2 separate regions of the Homo sapiens genome follow, and region 2 is linked to region 1. A link is a contact called in ENCODE Hi-C data. All regions are on one chromosome and are shown on one strand. The core of a region is the stretch at or near the end of the contact, and the rest is flanking DNA. Distances in the headings are between cores, read along the strand shown.

Evidence for each region. A loop is a pair of places that touch in the nucleus more often than their neighbours do. Pooled maps may share reads with other maps.
Region 2: a loop to region 1 is called in a map of Caco-2, with 4 times the contacts of the local background. The contact joins two enhancer-like sites. A Hi-C loop is called at or near these places in 11 of 168 maps with a recorded cell type or tissue (A673, Caco-2, GM12878 and 7 more), 5 of 37 single-sample maps with no recorded cell type and 6 of 50 pooled maps.

The regions. Positions count from the first base shown.
Region 1 is chr4:4,989,162-4,993,387 of GRCh38, forward strand. No RefSeq gene overlaps it. Among named protein-coding and RNA genes, the nearest start is that of CYTL1, 28 kb to the right of the region's middle. Within about 2 kb of position 2,275, at least 12 of the 41 ENCODE cell types and tissues checked have a DNase peak (open chromatin) inside an H3K27ac peak, as active enhancers do; they include IMR-90, where a contact is called at or near this core.
Region 2 is chr4:5,379,724-5,383,946 of GRCh38, forward strand. All of the region lies in intron 4 of STK32B (serine/threonine kinase 32B), which reads left to right. Among named protein-coding and RNA genes, the nearest start is that of LINC01587, 140 kb to the right of the region's middle. Within about 2 kb of position 2,373, at least 2 of the 41 ENCODE cell types and tissues checked have a DNase peak (open chromatin) inside an H3K27ac peak, as active enhancers do; they include IMR-90, where a contact is called at or near this core.

The DNA.
Region 1 (4,226 bases), core at 1,025-3,524:
AAGCCCAGCCATGGGCACCCTACCTTGTGCTCTTCTCTCAGCTGTCCTTGTGCTTCTCTGCTTCCATTCCTGATTCCTCCTCGCTCCGTCTTTTCTCACCTTCCGTCTCTAGTCCTTACTCCCATAATTCCTTCTTTCTTTTGCTGTCTCAGCAAGACAGGAGCAATCCTTGTTATCAAGACCAAGTTTTTTCCCAATGGTGTTATCTCATCGAAGCCTCCTAACCTTGCCGTCAAATCAGTGGTGTCATGCCCATTTTACAGAAAAGGAAACTGAGGCCCTGCATGATGCACTGTGCATTGGGATTGGTTTTGGATGGCTGTCTCAAGTCTCCAACGATCCTGTAAGCACTAAGGGTAAAGACTGCGTCTCCTTCACCCTCTGTATCCCACACCCCCTACCATGCACCCATCTTGTGAAGCCAAAAGAGGTGGGGCCTGGGTGAGCAGGAAGGATCTAGTATGACAGTGGCGGTGAGAGGATTATGCCACGGTGTAGAAAGAGTAGTTAGATTTAGAACTCTTAGCTCCTGTTCGGGCGGCCTCAAGCCAGTAGCTAAGTTCTCTAAGCCCAGTTTCCTCATCTGTAAACCAGAGATAATAACAGTCCCCACACTCCATGGGCCTCTGTGATGATTAAACGAGAAACATACATAAAACTCCTAACAGGAGAACCGGGTGGGCCATGTATGTGCAGGCAGGTCAGCCGGGTGGCGCAGTGCTCTGGACTGGAGGCAGGGTGTCGTCTTCAGCTTCCTCACCTGGGGCAATGACTCTGCCCCAGCCTTACCAGCCTGGTGTTCTGGGTGCTAATGGAGTGGGGGTGGCACTCAACTGAGGGTTGGGGGCTTCACAGCAAATTCATTTCCACCCACCCAGACCATCCCCTGCCCTCTTTCTTAACAGGACTCATGAAAACCGGGTCACATTTTCCCTTTGCTCTTGATGAACCAATAACCTTGAACATCTGAAAATAAAACGTCTATGGCCCCCACAGCCTACTGAGGTTGTGTGGCTCTGCAGACATTATAAAACATCAAATTAGATGGAAAATTGCCCGGGGTCCCTGTAAATGAAAATTACTCTTTTTTATAGGGGGAAAAAATGACCCTTATAATCGCAACAAACAATTCTGGGCTCTTCCTTTTATTAGCCGGCTCACATGGCAAGCAGTATTTTCTCATTCCACCGCTTTGGCCCCAACCCATGTTTTTACCACATTTTACTTTGCACATTTTCACAGCATTGTAACATGAAAATGAGGTTCTGCCCTTGTCTTGAGTTCCTGTTGGAAGGGGATGTTTTGCCTCCGCAAAGTTTTAGCCTCCTGGTGAGTGCTGGCTGGATCCAGGCTTGGTGTAGGGTGGTGAAAGAGCACTGGATAGGGGGTTAGATGACTAAGCCTGCTGTGTGACTTCCAGCTGGTTGCTTAACCTCTCTGGGCTGCACTTTCTTCCTCCATGATAGGAGAGGGCTGGATTGGGTTAGGGATGGCACAGTCAATGCCTCTAGGTGCCAGCAAGGTGATGTCCATGTGTGATGGCCCTGTGTAAAACACCCTCGACCTCCATGGGGTCAAGCCAGGGCTTGTGGCCTCCCATTCTTGTCCACATCCCGACATAAAAACTTAGGCATTTTTTTTCTTTTTTCCTGTAGAACCTCACAAGAATATTTTGGAAACAAGACAAAGAGGGAGGATGCTGTTGGCTGTAGCTCAGAGCTTCTCAACACAGGGCTGATTTGGGCCCTGATTTGGCCATGTCTGGGGCGTTTTTGGCTGTCATGACTGGGCCATCATCTGGTGATGCTGCTGACATCCTGTGGGTGGAGGCCGGGTCTGTGGCTAAACACCCCACAGTGCAAAGCCCCACCACCGACAAAGGACTAGGTGGCCCCAGACGCCCCCAGTGCCCAAGGCTGAGAGCCCTGCAGCAGGGCGGGGTTGGGTTGGATTTGGGAGTGGAGACTGGCTGGCCTGGGTGGGTCCCTGCCACTGGCTTGACACCCTGTGATGCAAAGCAGTGCCCGTGGAGCCTTGGATCGCTGGCTGTCAGCCACATGAGTCAGCAGGGCCCGAGCACAGCCTCCATGCTCTCTGGCTGTGATGGGCCTACAGACTGACCTTTGTCAAGGGCTGGAGAACCTCGGACGGCTGCCACCAAGCCCCAGGCAGAGCCTAAAGATTTGTCAGGGTTGGGGGTGGGGGACCAAAGATGCTGGTTAAGTGTTGAGGAGTGAGGAAGCCACAGTGACTAAGCCGCGCCTGGGCGCCGCGGGCTGATCCTAATGAAGCCTAGCCAGTCTCTCCTCCACAGTTTTGACACAGTTAGAAAAACTTTCTCTTGTTTAACTGGAAACAGCCACCCACACTCACCCTTTCACATACCAGTTGCCTTCTTGCAGATCATAGGAAATAAACTGACCTTTTAAAAAATCACAAGTGAAATATAAGGAAACAGAGTGAGCGGAGGCGTTTAGGGGTCTTGAATTCGGCCCACTGGGCAGGAGTGAGCAGGAGTGAGATATGTGAGGCTGTGTGAGTCCATCCTGCCTCCACTCTCTGTGCTCCCGTCTGTGGAGTGGGGCAGTGGACACGGGCTCCTCAAGCCTGCTGGCTCTCTCGGTTTAGGTGTCTCCTGACGGGAGTGGGAATCCGGGCAGGGGCGGGTGGCTGCTTCTCAGGGCCTTCTCACGGCTCCCTTCTCGGGACATTTCATTCACAGATTTGTGAATCTGCAGTTTTGGGAGGATGACTAAAGGTCACTTTGTCCAACCTCAAATGCAGATATGCCCTCTACTTTCTTCCCAAGAGGTAACATTGTCTCTCCTTGGTGGCTCCTGGGATGAGGGGCTTACTCCTATGCCCAGGCCAGCCAATTTCATTCCTGGACACCCCTGGACAGCTCTCGCTTCCGTGCGTGCTGTTTTTTTTTTCCTTTTTTCTTTTTTTTTTTTTTTTGAGACAGACTCCAGCCTCGCTCTGTCGCCCAGGCTGGAGTGCAGTGGTGCCATCACCACTCACTGCAACCTCGTCCTGCAGACTCAAGCGATCCTCCCACCTCAGCTGGGATTACAGGCATGTGTTACCACACCTGACTAATTTTTGTATTTTTAGTAGAGACAGAGTTTTGCCATGCTGCCCAAGCTGGTCTTGAACTCCTGGACGCAAGAGATCCTCCTGCCTCAGCCTCCCAAAGTGCTAGGGTTATGAGTGTGTGCCACTGTGCCTGGCCTCCATGCGTGCTCTTAATTCTACTTTTTGGCACCAACTGGAACAAAGCTAATAATCACCTCCAGCCCCAGATGGAAGCAAGGCACACAGCCACAGAGCTCTTGGGTATTTTTCTTTTCTTTTTTTTTTTTTTTTTTTTTTTTCGAGATGGAGTCTCACTCTGTCGCCCAGGCTGGAGTGCAGTGGAGTGATCTCAGCTCACTGCAAGCTCCACCTCCCGGGTTCACGCCATTCTCCTGCCTCAGCCTCCCGAGTAGCTGGGACTACAGGTGCCCGCCATTACGCACGGCTAATTTTTTGTATATTTAGTAGAGAAGGGGTTTCACCGTGTTAGCCAGGATGGTCTCGATCTCCTGACCTCATGATCCGCCCGCCTCGGCCTCCCAAAGTGCTGGGATTACAGGCTTAAGCCATCGTGCCCGGCCAGCTCTTGGGTATTTTATCTGTTCCAAGTCTTCCTAGTTTTAGGGTGAGCACCCCGAGATTCTTCATCTGACGCTCCTAGTGGCTATTTGGGTGTGTGTTTGGGGGTCCCTCCTCTTGGCACACACATCAGTGTTCACTCTGGGTTGGACTGCACGCTGGGACAGGTGCCGTGAGCTGTATCCAGGGGGCATCACCTCCCATATTCTGGCCGCTCTACTCCTATTGATGTGGTCCAGTACCATCCAAAGCATTTACAACAATATTAGCAAGGCCCTGTTAATTATTTTTAAGTGGGAATAAAACAGGTTTTCTAGGTCTTGAATCATATTTGTGGCTAACAATCCAAAAAACCATGGGGAAATGCCAGAAGAAAAAAGTGATTTAGGGACACAGGAGGTAGATTCCATTCCACTCATCCAGGTCATGGCCATATAAGATCCAGGAATCATGCCTGTCACTCCCCTGCCCTTCTACTGATTGTTCTGGTCCATAGGCTTCCCATCCCCCACCTGCCACCTCCTCTTCAGCCCTCCTGCTGCTGTCCCCCCACAGCCCATGGGCTCTCACCT
Region 2 (4,223 bases), core at 1,123-3,622, 390 kb after region 1:
AAGATGGCCACCTGCAAGTCAAGGAAAAGGGCCTCAGAAGGAACCAACCCTGCCAACACCTTGATCATGGACTTTTGGACTCTAGAATGGTGAGAAAGAAAAGTCTGTTGTTTAAGCCCCCGGTTCGTGGTGTTTTGATATAGCAGCATTCTGTTCTTCTCCTGCTGCACTTGATAAAACTTTGGGATCACCTTGCTTTGGGATCACCTTAGCGATGACTGCCAAGCTGGGAACAGTTCAGAGCAGCTTAAGGCTATGGCACTGTGACTCCCAGGGCTGCAGCTGTAGCTACCACCGTCAGAGACAGGCCCTGAGGAAAACCACTGCCTCGATCACGGGGCTATGCTCACTGTGCAGAGCATCTCCCCAGCCCACTGCTTGCTTCTCAGGGGCAATTTGAATATGTTTATTATTCTGGTGAAGCCGCTCCTAACCAGACCCATCCTGCAGCTGGCTGTAAGCTATTTCATTATCTCTTCACTTAGCAGATAAAAAAGAAAATGGAACTGAACATGCTATGTCAGAGCAACCCCATCCCCATGGCCACGCACACCCTGATCTATTTAATCCAGGCCCTCGCTTCCCTCCCAGCCCTCCTCCCGAATCTCTCCAACGCTACCCAAGAGAATGCAAAAGGCCAGGCTTCTGCATTTAAAATTATACTATGAAATAGAAGAGCATTACTCTGAAGAGGTACAGGAATTTTCCTGATGCTATGTCTAATTTTGTGAACAGATATTTTGTTCACAGGACAAGAATCCTGTCCAAGCACCACACTAATGGGACCTTGAGCCAGCAACTTCTTGCTAAGCCCCTGATGGTGTGCAAAGCAGGAAGTGCAAGTCCCACCCCATAGGAGCAGCTGGGACTGAGTACCCATGACACGCAGATGCCTTTACCAGGGTGGCTGGTGGCACAAGGCCCCACATGAAGGAGGGTCCGTGTTTGATTTAATGCCCGGTACTTGCCATCGTGAAATCCTTAAAGCTTTGAACAAAGGGCCCTGCATTTTCTTTTTGCACTGGACTCCACCCATTTTGTAGCTGACACTGCTGTTACCTACAATCATGCAGTCCTTACAACAGCCTACAAGTAGAGCTTAGATCTTCATGGTGTGGTAAAGAAATTGAGACTCAGAGGAGGGAAGGCGCCTGTTCAAGGTCCTGCAGCTCATCATAGTTGTCAGTGCCAACGTCATCATTATCCTCTCCAGCAGCCCACCCGTCCTCCCAACTCTCTGGCCCACCGCCTGGGAAGCAATTTGCAGAGCAGTTACACAGTGTAAATGACCACGCTGATCATTTGTTTTCCTCCCATTCCTTGTCTTTCCCTACTGGAATGTAATCTCCATGCAAGTAAGAACTTGCCTGAGTTTCGTCCACTGTATTTTAAGTAGACAGTAGTGCCTGGCACACAGTAAGCTGTGAAAATGTGATAGAATGAATGGAAATAGATGATTTCCCAAGACTCCCTGGTTAGGAACTGTGCTGTGACCTTGGGTCCTTTATCTTCATTATTCTTTAGTTCTACACCTCAAGGAAGAACTGCTGTCCCTGTTTGATGGATGAGGAAGCTAGACTTAGAGCATTTAAGTCTCCAGGTCAGATTGTTAATAAGAGACAGAGCCAGGCTTAGAAACCAGGTCTCTCTGATGCTGTTGGAGGGAGCATTTTCTCATGGTATCTTCAGCTGAGCACCAACCAAGACAGCAGCTGCCCTCTCATCTGCAGCACTAACACAGTAACAATCCCCACAGCCCCAAGGGGCTTTCGATTGAATGAGATCATGCCCGTGCAGTAGCCAGTTCAGTGTGGCATGGAAAATGTGGTCAGCACATGCTAGGGGCTGGCCATCTTTGTCCCTCCACCATCCTATATGGGACTCTGTTTACTTCTTGCCTTCGCTACCCAGAGGTGTGGATTCAGGAAATAGCACATGGATTATTTGTAATACATTTCTTTTTCTGAAAGTGGCTCTGCCATATCTGCCCCCACCTTGCTCCCACCCTGTGTCCTTGGGGCCCTGTAAAGATGGTAATGGGTTCTGGAAGCAGCTGTCTGGGTTTTTAATCCTGGCTCTTCCATCACTTACTAGTTGAGTGTGGTAGTCAAGATTCTCCAGAGAAACAGAACCAACAGGATGTGTGCGTATGAAGGAGGGAGGGAAGGAAGGAGGGAAAGAGATTTATTTTAAGAAATTGGCTTATGCGATCATGGAGGTATAAGTTCAAAATCTGCAGACAGGCCAGCCAGCAGGAGACTCAGGAAAGAGCTGATGTTGCAGTTCAAATCCAAAGGCCATCTGCTGGCACGATTCCCCCTTGCTTGCGAGAGGCCAGTTTCTGTTCTGTTAAGGCCTCTGACTGGTTGGATGAGCCTGCCTGCATTATGGAGGGCAATGCGCTTTACTCAAAGTCAACTGACTTAAATGTTAATCTTACCCAAAAATACTCCCACTGAAACATGCAGAAGAATGTTTGCACAAATATCTGGGTACTGTGGCCCTGTCAACGTTAACTCATAAAGTTAACCATCCCGCTGGTGACCCTGGGAAAGTCACTCAAATTCCTTGAGCATAAGACTCCTTAGCTATAAAATAAACAAAATGAGTCAGCATATCCTACACCACAGAAAACTGCTATGAGAATCAAATGAAATAATACATGTAAAGTGCTGTGAACGGTGCCGGATAATACAGCCACAATGTCGCCTTGGGGTCATCTGCATTCCTCCAAGGGCAATTGGCTCCTTCCCTCTCATCTGTGTCCTCCTTCCCCTTGGGTGGCAGGAATGCAGGGAGATGTGAAAAGGTCCCCTGGTCCCTCTCTGTGGTCAGGGGTCCCGCTCTGTGGTCTTCCTAAAGAGCAAAATTCCCAAGAGTTCTCAGTAAAAAGACCCCAGCTTTTATTCCCAGTCTCAGTTTTACTGCTTTCTGTAAGACTCTGTCTGGTATTTCTCTTCTCCCGAGCAAGGTTTTCTTATTTGGAAATTGATCATGTTTAAATGTTTGATGTATTCATTAAGCTTTCACCATATGCCAAGCCTGGACTCATTCTTTTTTATGCAACATTGCATTTAATTCTCACAACAGCCGTTACAGACAGACATGATTAGCTCACTTTACAGATGAGGAAACTGAGGCTCAGAGAGGTCAGGAACCTGGGGCTATTGCTTCATACAGAGTTAAGGTCCCTTCCAGTGTCAACAGCCAGGGCTCTCTGACTCTTATGCGTTTTGGCAGCATGTCCCCTTGGAGGATACTCACAGAGAGATTGGGCCCTAAAAATAGCAATTCTTAAAATATTAATTCACCGGAAAGGTCTCCACGTCGACTCTGCTTTCAAACCAGGGCTCCCACATTTCTAGTAAAATCAGGAAAGAGAAATCTCTGGTTTTGTGGGGCCACCCTGGGCCCTGCAGTCAGCCGTGGGTAGGTGAGTGTGGGTGTCCGGGCCTGGAGGGTGCGTATTTTTCAGCTGATCTGTGCCCACCGCGCCAGCTTGTCTGACTCCCACATACGTATTCATGCTGTGCCTCAAGAGGTGATGCTCCTGCCCTCCCCTGTCACACGAGGCAAACTGAACATGCCTGGCTCCTGGTTCCACCTACCCCTGGGACTCAACAGCTGTGACAGTCATCCCAACCGGCTCCCAGAGGAATCCGAGCTGACCACTGGAGCTTCATGTTTTAATGAGGCTATGCCTATGTGCCAGAGGTTGGCGACTAAGAATTCCAAACAAAATCCTCCCCTGAACGAGCCCAGGACTCGTAGCATCCCATTGTGAGCCAGCTCAGATGATCTTTCTTGCCCAGAAGCAGAGCAGGCCTCTCAATCCTCAGGAGGCATTGGAACTGCACAGGGGCTTATGGGAAATGGAGGTACCCAGCCCTGCCACAGAGGTGGAGGCTGTGACCAGCCTGGGGTGCTGCACTGGTAATAGGGACCCTTGTTTCTGAAACCACTAGGCAGTGGACTCACCCTGAAAAGACAGGTGATGAGGCATCAGCAGGGGCAGGGCCATCCTGAGTCCTGGACCTCTGGGGCTGTGTCTGATTCATCCATTCAACTATCCACGCAGCTCTTTACTGAATGTTTTTGTGTCAGACTCTGTTGTAAGTCCTTGTGATACAGCAGTGGGGGGATAAAGTCTCTGCTGTCATAGTTTTATATCCTAATGGGGAGAGAGACACAACACGTGGATACAGTGTCAGGCATGATAAGGG